Regions from separate parts of the Homo sapiens genome. Here region 1 is linked to region 2. Evidence: read pairs that join two places in POLR2A ChIA-PET (ENCODE). Cell type or tissue: Caco-2. All regions are shown on one strand. Each heading gives the region's core, and the rest is flanking DNA. Links, peaks and the distances in the headings are about the cores only.

The links. ChIA-PET counts read pairs that join two places held together with the same protein. Peaks named below come from ENCODE experiments on the same cell type or tissue, not always from the same donor. Only the 100,000 strongest peaks of a DNase experiment are listed, where the experiment ranks them.
Region 1: POLR2A ChIA-PET joins it to region 2 with 8 read pairs; 2 of 35 experiments call an interaction of 5 or more read pairs at or near these places.

Annotation. Positions count from the first base shown.
Region 1 is chr19:45,375,669-45,380,437 of GRCh38, forward strand. PPP1R13L (protein phosphatase 1 regulatory subunit 13 like) reads right to left here. Exons shown (of 13, transcript NM_006663.4): 13 at 3,970-4,560. The coding sequence ends at 4,522. Among named protein-coding and RNA genes, the nearest start is that of ERCC2, 7.5 kb to the left of the region's middle. RefSeq lists enhancers at 1-510, 511-1,349. In Caco-2, for the core only: no CTCF peak of the experiment used is centred there; no DNase peak of the experiment used is centred there.
Region 2 is chr19:44,920,537-44,928,304 of GRCh38, forward strand. It overlaps the pseudogene APOC1P1. Among named protein-coding and RNA genes, the nearest start is that of APOC1, 9.8 kb to the left of the region's middle. RefSeq lists an enhancer at 6,806-7,698. In Caco-2, for the core only: no CTCF peak of the experiment used is centred there; a DNase peak (open chromatin) is centred at 3,859.

The DNA.
Region 1 (4,769 bases), core at 2,270-4,769, 460 kb after region 2:
TCCCCAGGAGCTGGGATTACAGGCACCCACCACCATGCTCGGCTATTTTTTTTTTTATTTTTTTATTTTTAGTAGAGACGGGGTTTCACCATGTTGGCCAGGCTGGTCTCGAACTCCTGACCTCAGGTGATCCACCTGCCTTGGCCTCCCAAAGCGCTGGGATTACAGGCATGAGCCACTGTGCAAGGCCTAGGCTGGTTTATAAAATTGCTAAACCAAGCAGAACATGAATTAAATACCAAGGAAATACTCTCCTAGATTGTCATGTTACATCAGCCAATACTAAAATTGTCAAGATACACAATTTGAATGAACTCCATGGTCCAAGTCGAATTATCTATGATATTACCCATCTAATAAACAGCACTATGTCCCTTAATGGGAGAAAAAGTTGGAGAATTTAAGAGAATATCAATCCAATGTTGGTTGGGTGCAGTGAATCATGTCTATATTCCCAGCACTTTGGGAGGCCAAGGCAGGAGGATCACTTGAGCCCAGGAATTCAAGGCCAGCCTCGGCAACACGGTGAGATCCTGTCTCTACGGAAAATTAAAAAAAAAAAAAGAGAGAGATTAGTGGGATGTGGTGCCTATAGTCCCAGCTACTTGGGAGGCTGAGGCGGGAGGATCATTTAAGCCTGGGACGTTGAGGTTGCAGTGAACCATGAGTGAGACTCATCTCAAAAAAAAAAAAAAAATGGCGATCACTAGAGGAAAAAAAAACTAAAGTGGGGTTTGCGGGTAGTGGGAGGGCCCTTCCTGCTAGGTTGCACTATGATCTCCAGGGAGGCTCCACGGGAGAATCATTTCCTTGTCTTTTTCAGTTTCTAGAGCCAAATTCTTTGCATACCTTGCATTCCTTGGCTCGGAACCCCTTCCCTAACCTTCAAAGCTGGCAGCTAGCCTCTGGCTCAAGTGTCACATGGCCTGTCTCTGTCTTCCTATCCAATCTTCCTCTTATAAGAACATTGGAGCCAGGCATGGTGGCTGACGCCTGTAATCCCAGCACTTTGGGAGACCGAGGCAGGCGGATCACAAGGTCAGGAGTTCGAGACCAGCCTGGCCAACACAGTGAAACCCCGTCTCTACTAAAAAAATACAAAAAAGTAGCCGGGCATGGTGGCAGGTGCCTGTAATCCCAGCTACTTGAGAGGCTGAGGCAGGAGAATCGCTTGAACCTGGGAGGCAGAGGTTGCAGTGAGACGAGATCGTGCCACTGCACTCCAGCCTGGGTGACAATGCAAGACTCCATCTCAAAAAAAAAAAAAAAAAAAGAACACTGGAGACCAGGTTTAGGGCTCACTCAGATACTCCAGGATTATTGTCTCATTTTCAGATCCTCAAGGTCAGCACAACTGCAACCTCCCTTTTACCATATAAGGTCACATTCACAGATTATGAATTTGACAAACCAAAAATTGGTCATAAACTATGTTAGCAATTTGGAAACAGTCATCATAGCAATATATTTCATTTGAATCATTATCTCTCTCATGATGAATCACGGAGTGCAGAGGTTTGGTTTTATTTATTATTTTTCTTTTTCTTTTTTTTTGAGACGGAGTCTCGCTCTGTCACCCAGGATGGAGTGCAGTGGCGCGATCTCAGCTCACTGCAACCTCCACCTCCTGGGTTCAAGCAATTCTCCTGCCTCAGCCTCCTGAGTAGCTGAGATTACAGACGCCCACCACCACGCCCGGCTAATTTTTTGTATTTTTAGTAGAGATGGGGTTTCACCATCTTGGCCAGGCTGGTCTTGAACTCCTGACCTCATGATCCACCTGCCTGGGCCTCCCAAAGTGTTGGGATTACAGGCGTGAGCTATGGCTCCTGGTCTTTATTTATTTTTCATTTTTAAAAATTATTTTGAGGCCAGGCGCGGCGGCTCACGCCTGTAATCCCAGCACTTTGGGAGGCCGAGGCAGGCGGATCATGACGTCAGGAGATCAAGACCATCTTGGCTAACACAGTGAAACTCCATCTCTACTAAAAATACAAAAAATTAGCCGGACGCCATGGCGGGAGCCTGTAGCCCCAGCTACTCGGGAGGCTGAGGCAGGAGAATGGCATGAACCCAGGAGGCGGAGCTTGCAGTGAGCCGAGATAGTGCCAATGCAGTCCGGCCTGGGCGAAACAGCGAGACTCCGTCGCAAAAAAAAAAAAATAATAATAAATAATAAATAAAAATAAAAATAAAATAAAAAAATAAAAATAATAAAATAAATAAAAATTATTTTGAGACAAAGTCTATTCTGTGGCAGAGGCTGGAATGCAGTGGCGTGATCACAGCTTACTGCAGCTTCTACCTCCTGAGCTCAAGCGATCCTTCCACCTTGGCTTCCTGAGTAGCTGGGACCTCAGGTGTACATTACCACGCTCAGCTAATTATTTATTTATTTATTATATTTTTGTGACGGAGTTTCGCTCTTGTTGCCCGGGCTGGAGTGCAATGGTGCTATCTCAGCTCACTGCAACCTCTGCCTCCTGGATTCCAGTGATTCTCCTGTCTCAGCTTCCTGAGTAGCTGGGATTACAGGTACATGCCATCACGCCCAGCTAATTTTTGTATTTTTAGTAGAGACGGGGTTTCATCATATTGGTCAGGCTGGTCTCGAACTCCTGACCTCAGGTGATCCACCTGCCTTGGCCTCCCAAAGTGCTGGGATTACAGGCGTGAGGCACCACGCCCGGCAATTTTTTTTTTCTTTTTTTTTTTTCAGACAGAGTCTTGCTCTGTCACCCAGGCTGGAGTGCAGTAGCGTGATCTCGGTTTACTGCAACCTCCATCTCCCGGGTTCAAGCGATTCTCCTTTCTCAGCCTCCCAAGTAGCTGGGACTACAGGTGCACACCACCACGGCGGGCTAATTTTTGTATTTTTAGTAGACACCAGGTTTCACCATATTGGTCAGACTGGTCTCAAACTCCTGACCTCAGGTGATCCATCTGCCTCAGCCTCCCAAATTGCTGGGATTACAAGCGTGAGCCACACACCTGGCTTAATTTTTTTATTTTTGATCGACACAGGGTCTCCCTATGTTGTCCAAGCTGGCAGAGATTTTTGTTTGTTTGTTTGAGAGGGAATTTTGCTCTTGTAGCCCAGGCTGGAGTACAATGGTGCAATCTTGGCTCACCACAACTTCCGCCTCCCGGGTTTAACAGATTCTCCTGCCTCAGCCTCCCAAGTAGCTGGAACTACAGGCACCTACCACCACACCAGGCTAATTTTTGTGCTTTTTAGTAGAGATGAGGTTTCACCATGTTGGCCAGGCTGGTCTTAAACTCCTGGCCTCCAGTGATCCACCCGCCTTGACCTCCCAAAGTGCTGAAATTACAGGCGTGAGCCACCGCGCCTGGCCTCTCAACCTACAATTTCAACACCCAAGGAAACAGCCCACCATGAGTGAGAACCAGCAGACACAACAAACTATAGGATTAGCTGCCTCCAAACTTCAGGTGATAGAATTATCAGGCATGTACTTGAAACTAAAGGACACAAAAGAAGAATCCGAAATATAAAATAAAGGATTGGACTTGTGTGAAAAGAATCCCTTAGAAAGGGCTACTTTCAGGCTGGCCATGGTGGCTAATGGCCTGTAATCCCAGCACTTTGGAAGGCCGAGGTGTGTGGATCACCTGAGGTCAAGAGTTCAAGACCAGCCTGGCCAACATGGTGAAACCCCGTCTCTACTGAAAATACAAAAATTAGCCAGGTGGGGTGGCAGATGCCTGTAATCCCAGCTACTCGGGAGGCTGAGGCAGGAGAATCGCTTGAACTCAGGAGGCAGAGGTTGCAGTGAGCTGAGATTGCGCTATCGTGCCCCAGCCTGGGCACTAGAGTGAGATCAAAAAAAAAAAAAAAAAAAGAAGAAGAAGAAGAAAGGGCTACTTTCAGACTGCCTTGCCAAAAATCATAACCACAATGATGAGCATGTATTGAGTCAAAACAGAATCAAAAGAGAAGAAAGTCAATTTCTGTGCAAACTACTTTTATTTATAAGGAAAGTTTCTCTATTTTGTTTATAAACATTAAACCAGTGCTGTGTGAAGGCACTTAATTGGGGAGAGGTGGGGCAGGGATCCTGGTAGAGACCAATGTTTCCCACCCAGACCCCAAGACTGCTGGGAGAGATGGTGTCAGCAGTGACTCCCAGGAATATCCAGTGGTGTGGTGGCCCATCCCAGGCCCGGCTGGGCAGGTGGCTGGCTTGCTGGGGGATGTGATGATGGTGGTAGGCATGGGAGGCACTTTGGACGGGATCTGATTTGGCAAAAGGAAGTGGTTTCCTGTCCCCAGTGATTTCCAGCCCTTCCCAGACCTCCCAAGGCTAAGGCAGATTACTAAATTTAAGGCTGGGGCCCTCCTTCTTCCCTGGACTTCCAGGAGAACAGAGAACCGGTGGCAAGGACCACCACCAGCAGGGTGAGGGGTGCAGATAAAGGCAGCAAAAAACAGAGGGAGAGGTCTGGAGGGAAGGCAGGAATGCTTGTTTCTGTCAGCCTCAGAAACCTCCTTCTATCCTGCTAGACTTTACTCCTTTGAGGCTTCACCCTGGGGAACAGCTGGGGAGAGACAGGATCTTCAGACATCAGGAGCTCCCACCTCCTCATCCCACATGCAAATCCGCTGCCTGTCTCTATCCTCCCACCCCTTCCTAAGGGGACCTCTCAGCACCTCCCAAACTGCTCCAGAATCCAAGTTCTGTGTCACCTCCAAGAACCAGATGGAACCTTCCAATCAGAGCCTCCACTGATGAAATGGAATATTTCCA
Region 2 (7,768 bases), core at 2,349-4,848:
TGGCCAACATGGTGAAACCCTGTCTCTACTAAAAATACAAAAAAATTAGCCGGGTGGGGTGGCACATGCCTGTAATCCCAGCTGCTTGGGAGGCTGAGGCAAGAGAATCCCTTGAACCCAGGAGTCGAAGGTTGCAGTGAGCCAAGATGGCGCCACTGCCCTCCAGCCTGGGAGACAGAGTGGGACTCCATCTCAAAAAAAAAAAAAATTCAAAATGTATAATATACAATCCTAGTTGGGACATCAAACACTGCAGCCACTGTGGAAAACAGTATGGGGTTTCCTCAAAACATTAAAGATAGAACTCTCAAATGATCCTTCAATCCCACTTCTGGGTATTTATTCAAAAGAATTGAAATCAGGACCTTGAAGAGATACCTGCCCTCCCATGTTCACTGCAGGTCTGCTCAATACCCAAGATATGGAAACAACCTAAATGTTTATCAACAGATGAATGGGTCAAGGAAATGTGGTCTCTACATGTAATGGAATGTAACGCATCCTTAAAAAGGAAACCCTAAGGCCGGGCTCTGTGGCTCACACATGTTTTTTTTTTTAAATTTTATTTATTTATTTATTTATTTATTTATTTTTTATTGATCATTCTTGGGTGTTTCTCACAGAGGGGGATTTGGCAGGGTCATAGGACAATAGTGGAGGGAAGGTCAGCAGATAAACAAGTGAACAAAGGTCTCTGGTTTTCCTAGGCAGAGGACCCTGAGGCCTTCCGCAGTGTTTGTGTCCCTGGGTACTTGAGATTAGGGAGTGGTGACGACTCTTAACGAGCATGCTGCCTTCAAGCATCTGTTTAACAAAGCACATCTTGCACCACCCTTAATCCATTTAACCCTGAGTGGACACAGCACATGTTTCAGAGAGCACAGGGTTGGGGGTAAGATCACAGATCAACAGGATCCCAAGGCAGAAGAATTTTTCTTAGTATAGAACAAAATGAAAAGTCTCCCATGTCTACTTCTTTCTACACAGACACGGCAACCATCCGATTTCTCAATCTTTTCCCCAACTTTTCCCCCCTTTCTATTCCACAAAGCCGCGATTGTCATCCTGGCCGGTTCTCAATGAGCTGTTGGGCACACCTCCCAGACAGGGTGGTGGCCGGGCAGAGGGGCTCCTCACTTCCCAGTAGGGGCGGCCGGGCAGAGGCGCCCCTCACCTCCCGGACGGGGTGGCTGCCGGGCGGAGAGGCTCCTCACTTCTCAGACAGGGCGGTTGCCAGGCAGAGGGTCTCCTCACTTCTCAGACGGGGTGGCCGGGCAGAGACGCTCCTCACCTCCCAGACGGGGTCGCGGCCGGGCAGAGGCGCTCCTCACATCCCAGACGGGGCGGCGGGGCAGAGGCGCTCCCCACATCTCAGACGATGTGCGGCCGGGAAGAGGCGCTCCTCACTTCCTAGATGGGATGGCGGCCGGACGGAGACGCTCCTCACTTCCCAGACTGGGCAGCCAGGCAGAGGGGCTCCTCACATCCCAGACGATGTGGCTCACGCATGTTATCCCAGCACTTTCGGAGGTCAAGGCAGGAGGATCACTTGAGGCCAGGAGTTGGAGACCATCTTGGCCAACATGGTGAAACCCCGTCTCTACTAAAAATACAAAAAATTAGCCAGGCGTGCGCCTGTAATCCCAGCTACTCAGTAGGCTGAGGCATGAGAATCGCTTGAACCCAGGAGGTGGAGGCTGCAGTGAGCCGAGATCATGCCACTGCACTCCAGCCGGGGCATCAGAGCAAGACTCAATCTCAAAACATAAAAGGAAATCCTGAAACTGGGCACAGTGGCTTATGCGTGTAATCCCAGCACTTTGGAAGGCTGAGGTGGGAGGATCACTTGAGGTCAGGAGTTCGAGACCAGCCTGGGTAACATGGTGAGACACCATCTCTACCAAAAAAAGAAGAAAGAGAATAAATAAATGTATAAATATTACTCCCTGGGGTTAATGCATCCCCTTCTCCCCCAAATCAACCCTCCAAACTCCTATACTCTCCTGTCTTCTCACTCAGCAGCCTGTTAGAACTCAAGTCAGATTTTTTGTTTTTTGTTTTTTGAGACGGAGTCTCACTCTATTGCCCAGCCTGTGCAGTGGCACCATCTCAGCTCACTGCAACCTCTGCCTCCCAGGTTGAACCGATTTTCCTGCTCAGTCTCCCAAGTAGCTGGGACTACAGGCGTGTGTGTGCCACCACACCCAGCTAATTTTTGTATTTGTAGTAGAGACGGGGTTTCACCATGTTGCCCAGGTTGGTCTCGAACTCCTGAGCTCTAGCAATTAGCCCTCCTTGGCCTCCCAAAGTGCTGGGGTTACAGGCATGAGCCACCATGGCCGGCCTCAAGTCAGATTATGCTCTTCCTCTGCTCAGAACTCTCCTGATTCTCTCAGAGTAAACCCAGAAGCACTTACCAAGGCCTACAAACGGGACACTATGCCGTCCACGATCGCCTCCTCCCTGTCTCTCTCTCCATCACTCACAAGCAACTCTTTGCTATTCCTCCAATGTACTGGGCAGGTTCCCATCTCAGGGCCCTTGCAGTTACTGTTCCTCTTGCCTGGAATGTTCTTCCCCAGGGGTCCAGATATCTGCCTGGCTCCCTCCTCACTTCCTCCAGTTCTCTTCCAAAATCATCCCCTGCCAGACGTGGTGGCACACGCCTGTAATCCTAACTCTTTGAGATGCCAAGGTGGGAGGATTGCTTCAGCTCAGGAGTTCAAGATCAGCCTGGGCAATAGCAAGACCCCATCCGTTCTAAAAATAAAAATAAATAAAAAATAAAAAATAAAAATTAGCTGAGCATGGTAGTGGACACCTTGGGGTTCCAGCCACGTGGCAGGCTGAGGTAGGAGGATGGCTTTGAATCAGGGAGGTTGAGGCTGCAGTGAGCCATGTTCTGAATTAGATACTGGTGATGATCGTGCAACCTTCCCAATATAGGAAAAACCACTGAACAGTACATTTTCAAAGGGTAAATTTAGCCGGACACGGTGGCTCATGTCTGTAATCCCAGCACTTTTGGAGTCCGAGGCGGGCAGATCACCTGAGGCTGGGAGTTCAAGACCAGCCTGACCAACATGGAGAAACCCCGTCTCTACTAAAAATACAAAAAATTAGCCAGGTATGGTGGCGCATGCCTGTAATCCCAGCTACTCCAGAGGTTGAGGCAGGAGAATTGCTTGAACCCGGGAGGCAGAGGTTGTGGTGAGCCGACATCACACCATCGTACTCCAGCCTGGGCAACAAGAGCGAAACTCCGTCTCAAAAAAAAAAAAAATAATTAAGAAATTAGCCAGGCGTGGTGGTGGGTGCCTGTAGTCTCAGCTACTTGGGAGGCTGAGGCATGAGAATCGCTTAAACCCGGCGGGTGGAGGCTACAGTGAGCCTAGATTCCACCACCGCACTCCAGCCTGGGCAACTGAGTGAGACTCCACCTCAAAAAAATAAATAAAAGGGTAAATTTTATGGAATGTGAATCATAATTCAATTTTTCAACATGCGTTAGGAGGGACATTTCAAACTCTTTTTTACCCTAGACTTTCCTACCATCACCCAGAGTATCCAGCCAGGAGGGGAGGGGCTAGAGACACCAGAAGTTTAGCAGGGAGGAGGGCGTAGGGATTCGGGGAATGAAGGGATGGGATTCAGACTAGGGCCAGGACCCAGGGATGGAGAGAAAGAGATGAGAGTGGTTTGGGGGCTTGGTGACTTAGAGAACAGAGCTGCAGGCTCAGAGGCACACAGGAGTTTCTGGGCTCACCCTGCCCCCTTCCAACCCCTCAGTTCCCATCCTCCAGCAGCTGTTTGTGTGCTGCCTCTGAAGTCCACACTGAACAAACTTCAGCCTACTCATGTCCCTAAAATGGGCAAACATTGCAAGCAGCAAACAGCAAACACACAGCCCTCCCTGCCTGCTGACCTTGGAGCTGGGGCAGAGGTCAGAGACCTCTCTGGGCCCATGCCACCTCCAACATCCACTCGACCCCTTGGAATTTCGGTGGAGAGGAGCAGAGGTTGTCCTGGCGTGGTTTAGGTAGTGTGAGAGGGTCCGGGTTCAAAACCACTTGCTGGGTGGGGAGTCGTCAGTAAGTGGCTATGCCCCGACCCCGAAGCCTGTTTCCCCATCTGTACAATGGAAATGATAAAGACGCCCATCTGATAGGGTTTTTGTGGCAAATAAACATTTGGTTTTTTTGTTTTGTTTTGTTTTGTTTTTTGAGATGGAGGTTTGCTCTGTCGCCCAGGCTGGAGTGCAGTGACACAATCTCATCTCACCACAACCTTCCCCTGCCTCAGCCTCCCAAGTAGCTGGGATTACAAGCATGTGCCACCACACCTGGCTAATTTTCTATTTTTAGTAGAGACGGGTTTCTCCATGTTGGTCAGCCTCAGCCTCCCAAGTAACTGGGATTACAGGCCTGTGCCACCACACCCGGCTAATTTTTTCTATTTTTGACAGGGACGGGGTTTCACCATGTTGGTCAGGCTGGTCTAGAACTCCTGACCTCAAATGATCCACCCACCTAGGCCTCCCAAAGTGCACAGATTACAGGCGTGGGCCACCGCACCTGGCCAAATTTTTAATTTTTTTCTAGAGATAGGGTCTTACTGTGTTGCCCAGGCTGGTGTCAAACTCCTGGGCTCAAGCAGATCCTCCTGCCTCAGCTTCCCAAAGTGGTGGGATTATAGGTGTGAGCCACTGCGCCCAGTCAGTAGCCCCCTCTTTGCCCCTCACTGAGCCCTACTGGATGTTCTTGGTTGTGTGACAGTTTCCCCATCTATTAAACAGAAACCCCTATAGCAGAGGGGAGGATGAGGTTGGAAAATCAGGAGCATTGTTATTCTATTCTTGTGGGATCGGGGAAGCAGACATCTGGGTGGATGTTTGGGGAATGCTGGGCTCAGTTGAGGAAGTAGGGGGGCCCCTGGGGCTTACAGGGACTGGAAGCTCTGAGCTGGCCAGAGGGATGTTGCAATCCTGCCAGGGTCTTGTCTATGCTGTCCCTTTCACAACCATCCCCCTACCGCCAGGCTGACACGTGGTTGTGGGGGCACAAGGCCAGCCGAACTAGAGTCTGAGGCTGGGCTGAGGACACCCTCCCCATCAGCTGCCAGGGTCACTGGCGGTCAAAGGCAGCTGGTGGGGAAGGAATTGGACTCCAGCCCTGGGGGACGGATGTGGTGATGGTGGGAAGCAGGCTTGGTGCCAGGAGGGGCATCAGAGGGTGAATAAGAGCAGATAGAGTGTTTGGGGGAGGTAGCCAGCCAAAGGGGGTGAGGCCCGGTGGAAGGGAAGAAGGGGCATACACTCAGAGCTTTGCAGCTGAAGGTTTTAATTTTTTGAGATGGGGTCTCACTCTGTCTCACCAGGCTGGAGTGCAGTGGCGCAATCACAGCTCACTGCAGCCTCGAACTCCTGGGCTCAAGCAATCTTCCTACCTCAGCCTCTTGAATAGCTGGGACTACAGGTGTGCGCCACCACGCTCAGCTAATTTTTGAACTTTTTTGTAGAGATGAGGTCTCCCTATATTGCCCAGGCTGGTCTCTTAACTCCTGGGCTCAAGTGATCCTCCTTCCTCAGCTTCCCAAAGCGCTGGGATTACAGGCATGAGCCACCATGCCTGGCCAATGCAGGTGAGGTTTTTAGTGTCCAGCTAAGGCGACCCCTTCCCTTTGCAAAAAAGGGAGACTGAAAATCATCAAGTTAAGAGCCCAGAGAATATCAGGGTGGTCTGGGATGTTTCAAGGGCTGGTCTGAAAGAAATTGGAGGTGGCACGCAGGGCAGGGTTGCGGGGCCAACTGGGAGGCCCCAGCAACATAAAGGAAAAGTTGTTGGGGCTGAGGAGGCTTGCTGAGAGAGGGGAAGTGAGGGAAAGAGGTGATCTAGGGACACGGTGTGAATGAGGGGGGGATGAGATCACAGGGTTATTACTGGGAGACCCCTGAGGGAAGATGGCCACAGGGACAGGACGAGGCTGTCCTCTGAGTGGGGAAAGGAGCTATGGTAGTCTGAGGACCCCCCAGAGTCAGGGAGATTGGGAGGTGAGGGTGCTGAATGGTAAAGGGCTTCGGAGCTAAGGGAAATGGTCAGGACCCCACCTGACCCCAACGCCCACGGGCCAGGGGCAGAGGAGAAAAACCTGGGTGGGCAGAAGGAGGCAATCTTCCAGGGGAAGGCTCAGGAGGAGGGAGATCAACATCAACCTGCCCCGCCCCCTCCCCAGCCTGATAAAGGTCCTGCGGGCAGGACAGGACCTCCCAACCAAGCCCTCCAGCAAGGATTCAGGTTGTTGAGTGCTTGGGAGGGACACCCGCCTCCACTCTGCAAGAACTCATAAAGGGAGATGAGGGGATCGTGGGAGGGAGGGAGGAGGGTGCCACTGATCCCCTGAACCCCTGCCTCCGCCTCCAGGGTGCCCCTCCGGCCTCGCCATGAGGCTCTTCCTGTCGCTCCCGGTCCTGGTGGTGGTTCTGTCGATCGTCTTGGAAGGTAAAAGTGGGATGGGAGAATTGCGGAGTTGGAGATTTGGAAGAGTGAAGGTGGCTACAGGCCTGGGGTCCCGGCTTAGAGGACCTCTGAGAGCTCTGGGGCCCCTTCTTGGTCGTGGTTGCCCCATTGTGGTCGAGTGGGTCTCCAGGTTCGCCCAGGCTCAGTCCGGCAGGCGCCAAATCTGCCCAGGAGAGCCCTAGTAACCGATGACGTATGGATCTCCACACCTCTGGGATTGGCTGTCCTCCTTTTATAGCCTTGAAAGTGGGTGATGGGGCGATGGGCTGTGGGAGGAGGTCAGTGCTGAGTAAGGCAATTCCCAGCGGCTTGAGCCCCACGCGGTCACTTCAGTATCCTCCCCATTCTAACCACATGATCCCCAAGGATCTCCTTATCTATCCCCGGGATCCCACCCCAAGGGGGTTCCAATAACAAATTTTTGGTGGGGCGTGGCGGCTAATGCCTGTAATCCCAGCACTTTGGGAGGCCGAGGCGGGCAGATCACTTGAGGTCAGGAGTTCGAAACCAGCCTGGCCTACATGGTGAAACCCCATCTCTACTAAAAATACAAAACAGCCAGGCGTTGTGGTGCGCGCTTGGCTACTTGGGAGGCTGAGACAGGAGAACTGCTTGAACCTAGGAGGCGGAGGTTGCAGTAAGCCGAGATCGCACCATTTGACACAGCAAGTCTCCGTCTCAAAACTACAACAACAACAACAACAACAACCAAATTTTGCACCCCTGCCTCATCTTCCTGGCAGGCCCAGCCCCAGCCTAGGGGGCTCCAGAAGTCTCCAACCCCTTTGATGGCCTGGAGGAGTTAGGAAAGACCCTGGAGGACTACACTCGGGAATTCATCAACCGCATCACACAGAGTGAACTTCCTGCCAAGATGTGGTTAGAACCCTTCCCAGGGCACGGGAGGGCTGGGGTGTGTTTGTGTGGAGCCCTGGAGGATGTCCAAGATGAACAGATTGAAAAAAAAAACAAGTCCCAGAGAGGCTGACAGCATCCTTCTGGTCACACAGCTAGATCTCAAGGATCTCAGACGTCAGGGACAGTTTCCCGGACTCCCATCCAGGCCACATTTTAAAAGATGGTCTTGGGCTGGGCGCCGTGGCTCACACCTATAATCCTAACACTTTGGGAGGCCTAGGCGGGCGGATTGCCTGAGATCAGGAGTTCAAGACCAGCCTGGCCAACATGGTGAAACCCTGTCTCTACTAAAAGTACAAAAAATTAGCCTGACATGGGGGTGTGCACCTGTAATC